Regions from separate parts of the Homo sapiens genome. Here region 1 is linked to region 2. The links are chromatin contacts, found by Hi-C or POLR2A ChIA-PET in ENCODE. All regions are on one chromosome and are shown on one strand. The core of a region is the stretch at or near the end of the contact, and the rest is flanking DNA. Distances in the headings are between cores, read along the strand shown.

Region 1 (2,700 bases), core at 193-2,692, 180 kb before region 2:
AAACAATTACTTCAATTTTTCAATTTGCAATATTAATGCAGGTGACAGGTATTGTTAAAGGAACAAAAATAAAATAATATTAAAGATACTTCTCCCTCTTTTTAAAAACAAGCATTAAATTACTGCTACAAATCTCAGTGTTCCAAGAACGTCTGATAAGTACACTCATAATTGGTCTATTAGCTTGAATTTTGGAGGGTTTAAAAAAAATGGAGTGGCTTATTATGTGGGTCTGAGGCTTTGGAATCAGAGTGCCCAGATTCCAACGCTAATTCCACCAACCTCACCTACGTGATCATGGGCAAAGTTTTTTACTTTTTGAGCTTCATTTATCTCAACCATAAAACAGTGTAATAATTATACCTTCCTCATGCTGGGATGATTAAATGAAATAATTCATGTGAAGAAGTTGGCACAGCACAGCATGGAGCATATAGGAAGTAAGTAATTAGTGTTGGATATGAAATTATTATTGAGGTTATAACTTGCATTCAATGGCCAAAATGAAGGAGTAGCTCGCCCCCACTTGTAGCAGACACTCCTAGAGATGTACTTGATTGATAAGAGTAGAGAGAAAAGCTTTACTCACACAGTCTTTAACTTTAGAACTAGTAAGGGTTGTAAAGGCCAGCTAGTACAAGTCCTTAGTGTTCAGATAAAGAAACAGGACCGGGCACAGTGACTCAGGTCTGTAATGCCAGCATTTTGGGAGGCCAAGGTGGGCAGATCACCTGAGGTCAGGAATTCGAGACCAGCCTCACCAACATGGTGAAACCCTACCTCTACTAAAAATACAAAAATTAGCCGGGCATGGTGGCACATGCCCGTAGTCCTAGCTACTCGGGAGGCTGAGGCACGAGAATCGCTTGAACCAGGGAGGTGGAAGTTGCAGTGAGCCGAGATCGTGCTGCTGCACTCCAGCCTGGGCGACAGAGCGAGGCTCTCTCTCAAAATAAATAAATAAATAAATACATAAATTAAATTAAATAAACAGATGAAGGAACAGGATGGTGACTTCTCAAAATCCACACAGGAAGTCTGAAACAGAATCAGGACTAAAACATAGCTCTTTGCCCTTTGGTCTGGTGGGCTTTCTATTATACTGCACTGTACCTTAAATAGCAATGCAGTGAACAAAACATCCTGGGATTGAAGAGGCAAGAATTGTCACAAACGCTTAGAAAAGACAAAAAGATCTCTGAAAGAGAGTCAGTGCAGCAGCGTCTTAGATCAAGTCCCAGCCTCAACTGCATACACTTTCTAATACAGCCGCGCCCAATTCACCCCAGTCCCCCAGAACCTTGCCTTAGATTACAAAACCTTCTCAACACAGCAGTTCTATACCTTCAGTTCATTATTCTTATTGAAAAAATCTAATTTTAAGACAAACCCAAGAGAAATGTTGATACGTTACCTTAAATCATGCTGCTGCAGATTTGACTGAAGGGGAATTTACTTTTGCTTTCACTTTCTGTTCTAAGATTCAGAACTTTGCATGCTTCCTGAGTACAGTAAGTACTAGCTGGTTCATTATCACGCAGGTGTGAATGGAGCTTAGGATAAGAGCTTTATTTCAAAAAGGACAAGAAACTTTTTGTAGAATGCACAAATAAGTGGCTTTGGAGTAGAAGCCAAACCATGGAAAGAAAGGATCGCCAGTGGCTGCCACTTCTGCTGTTATCACCTCCCTTCCCTTGTCCCCAGGGTAAAGCCTTCAGAACATAGTTTATGTTTTTTAGTGCCAAGTTGTTGTCTTAGGAATTGATCTTGAACTTCTCCTTGTGCTGCATCCTCAGTGCTATGAAATCTGACTTCTGCCCATCCACCCCACAAACGTAACTCCAAGCTTACCAAACACCTCCCGGGCAGCTTCTGTGATCTTTATCAGAGGTGATTATTCTCAGATTTTCCATGTCTGTAACCACCCTGTCTCCTTGGGCACGAGGGGACTGTATCTCATGCTCATCTCTTTGATCTCTCTTTATCTGCCTGTTTGAGTTGGGCTTCAACTTCCTCTCTGCTCTGAATACAGACCTTCCACAAAGATGAAACCTCTGGCCTTTGCTCTGCCCTCTCTTTATCCTTTCCAGTACCCAGATTTAGCATTTATCCCCATTCATCCCACATTGCTCCCATTGTGATCCCTCCTTCAAGGGTTCTGCTGCTGTAATTCCAACAGCCTGATGGACCAACAGTACATGGATGTCTAACCCTAACCTGAACCAGAACCCTGACAACTCAAATAGTGTTTTCTTTCCCCAGATAAACACCCTTTGCTTTATATGCTTCCAGCCTTCTTCCATTATCTAGGATTGAACCATATAGTTAGTTACTTTGATTCTGTCCCTCTCCAATTTGTTACCAAAGCCTGTTGATTTTTCCTTTTCTTTTCTTTTTTTTTTTTTTGAGATAGGGTCTCACTCTGTCACCCAGGTTGGAGTGCAGTGGTGCCATCCCAGCTCACTGCAGCCTTGACTTCCTGAGCTCAAATGATCCTCCCACCTCAGCCTCCCAAGTAGCTGGGGCTACAGGCATCCACCACTACACCCAGCTAATTTATTATTTTTTTTTTATAGATGAGGTCTTCCCATGTTGCTCAGGCTGGTCTCAAACTCCTAGGCTCAAGTGATCCTTCTGCCTCAGCCTCCCAAAGGATTGGGATTACAGGCATGAGACACCGCAACTGGCCTTTTTGAATCA
Region 2 (2,700 bases), core at 63-2,562:
TTTCGCAAGATTCTTCTGCTGTAAGTCAGGTGGAAAAAGGCTCCTTTCCTTAGAGTGAAGGCAAACAATGTAGTTCCACTGCTGTGCTGTGGCCATCACAATCCCTGAGGGTGTCCTTCCTGCCAGTGTGGTTCTCAAATCATCTGCATCTGAAACTCCTGGGAATGCCTATTAAATATATGAAATCCTGGGCTCTTCCCCCACCCCGGCGAATCAGAATTTCTTGGCTTCAAACCTGAGAATCTGCATTTTAATCAGATTCTCTAGTTGATGTTTAGGTTATGGGTAGCCTAAACTACCCACATTCTGCACTATTCAGTCTCCTGGCTACTCAAAATGTGGTTGCCAAAGCAGCAGCAGCACATCCACTGGAAGCTTGTTAGAAAAGCAGAATCTCAGCCTCATCCTGGACTTCCTAAACCAGAATCTTCATTTTAATAAAACCCACACTGACTCATTATGTACATTAAAAGGTGAGAATTACTGCTCTGGATCTTATTTCTCAAGCCCTGGTTATTATTTGTACATTACTTATATAATATTTTTTAACCTGCCATAGATATATTATGTTTACTTAATTTAAAAGAAGTAGATTTACTTTAACCTTAAATTCAGCCTCACTATAAATGAAAATAGCCATGGGATTAGGAGTTGATGTGCTAGTTTACTTTTTATAGCACATTAAAATATAAGCATAATTATTAAAATAAAAACGCTTTCTTGTCTAACACACAGTCATCTCACAAACCACACGTGGTAGGAGGGTACTGTGGGCTGATGCTGGCACTGAATGTCAGCATACCCTCCACAGTACCTGAAGAGTTAACCCAAACCCTCACTCCTATTACAGATGAGAAAAGTAAGAACCTGGGAAGAGAGCTGTGTTGCCAAAGTCAGCACAGCTATTTATGGCAGACTCAGGACCCAAATCACGAAAGTATTTCTCTGATAGGTGCTTATTCCTTCATAGATCTCCTCCTGTCTAGGCTGGGAGGAAAGTTGTTTGCGCTTTCTTCTGTTTGAAAGGCCTAATGTTGCTGAATAACTTGTCATCTGTAGTTTTCCTATTCAATTAGGTAATTCTCCTGTTTTCCTTTGTCATGGATATCTGTCATTCAGCAGGAGGCCACATATTTGAAAAACCTCACCACATATTGATAATTTCCTGCCTTATCAGTCCATGCCTTCCCAAAGTAGGATCCAGAAGACTCACACCCCCAGATTCCCTTGGAGCAGGGTGAAGGCATGTGATTTACACTGGCCAATCAGATGTGCCAAACAAGAATGAGCTGGGAAGTGAGCAACGTGTGCAGGCTGCTGCCCACCAGGAAATCCATGTTATAATAGGGATTTTGAGTCTTCTGCATTGTCAGTGGCAGAGTTCTGGCACCCAGTCCTACATGTGACAGGAGCTGAGCTGTGGTGGCAGCAGGAGAAAGCCTCATAGTGTTACTGTGCATTAGTACTGCTGTAAGGCTTTAGATTTCTTCTGCTGTACTCTCCTGGATTTCTCTACCAGCTACCCCGTTCCTTAAGAAATTCCTTTTTGGCTTAGTCAGAGTGGGTTCTAATTGGAACTAACAACTTTAACCAGTACATCTTCTTAATAGCATGGTCTTCTACAGAGACATTCCTAATGCAATTTGAACCTCGGTTTCCTCACCTGAACAGTCAGGTTGGTGAAATAGAAGTTGTCTGACAAGTCTTCCAGAAATAAAATTGCATGACTGGTTATGGATCACAACTATTTTCATATAGGCTTTAGTAAGAGTCCGTATAATTTCCGCAGCCTCATCTTCACTACTGATTTACCAAAAATTAAATTTTAAGAACTAAATATTTTACACTAATTATTTTGAATTAGAAAAATTTACATCACTTAAGAGCATTAGATCTTTGAAACCTAAAACTGCATAGCAGAAGGGATATTATTTGAGGGCCCAATTCCTCATTTTGTAAGCATTCTCATAAAACAATTCTACAATATATAGAAACCATTCTCTAATACATAGCTTACACATATGCTTCAAATTAAGTACTTAATTTTTAAAACTTTAAAGTTTTCTTAATAATTGTAAAATTATCACTTATTTTGAATTTCAAATTAACTATTTCCAGAATCAAGAAAACTAGCACTAGTTCTCACTTCCAATTCTATCTACCACTCTGTCACGCCTTTTCAGAATGTGTTGGGAGAATATTATTTTGCCTGTGTGTGCCATGATAACTGTGTAATAAAAGGCTTCAAGTTATGCTATTACCCCCAGCTTTTCTAAATGATGCATGGGTATGTAATTCCTTAAGGGATAATGCTATGAGTTACAACCATTCCAATCTGGCATCAAAAGAAGAAATAAGCAATTACGTTTGTTCAACACCTTATAAAAGTAAAAAATATGAGAACGGAAGGGGTGAAGAATCAAACCCTGGAGAACTCACATTTAGGAAACTGGCAAAGGAAAGTGAGTCAGAAAAGCATGGTGAGAAAGAGAAACAGCAGACATAAGAATGGAAATGGGAGAGGATGGTGTTTTTAAAGCCAAAAAAAGAATTTCATGTTTGCTGTTAAATACTAAAGCAATAAACATATAGCTAAATCATCTCCACTTCCCAGTTATGCCCTGCCCCTCCCAGCTCTTAAGACAGAACAGGGTTTGTGGGGAGATGTTCAAATTCTTTATAACTATCCCATCTCAGAAA

The links. A loop is a pair of places that touch in the nucleus more often than their neighbours do. ChIA-PET counts read pairs that join two places held with the same protein, here RNA polymerase II (POLR2A). Pooled maps may share reads with other maps.
Region 1: a loop to region 2 is called in a pooled map, with 2.5 times the contacts of the local background. The contact joins the promoter of ERAP2 here to the enhancer-like site in region 2. A Hi-C loop is called at or near these places in 8 of 50 pooled maps. POLR2A ChIA-PET finds 5 or more read pairs at or near these places in 2 of 52 experiments (CD4-positive, alpha-beta memory T cell and CD8-positive, alpha-beta memory T cell).

What each region holds. Positions count from the first base shown.
Region 1 is chr5:96,875,242-96,877,941 of GRCh38, reverse strand. It overlaps ERAP2 (endoplasmic reticulum aminopeptidase 2), which reads right to left and starts at 1,442. Exons shown (of 19, transcript NM_022350.5): 1 at 1,415-1,442. It also overlaps a transcript of ERAP1 not described here. RefSeq lists enhancers at 544-753, 1,124-1,333, 1,504-1,653, 1,674-1,803.
Region 2 is chr5:96,698,228-96,700,927 of GRCh38, reverse strand. The region is part of intron 3 of CAST (calpastatin); the gene reads right to left. Among named protein-coding and RNA genes, the nearest start is that of CAST, 37 kb to the right of the region's middle. Within about 2 kb of position 1,312, at least 2 of the 41 ENCODE cell types and tissues checked have a DNase peak (open chromatin) inside an H3K27ac peak, as active enhancers do.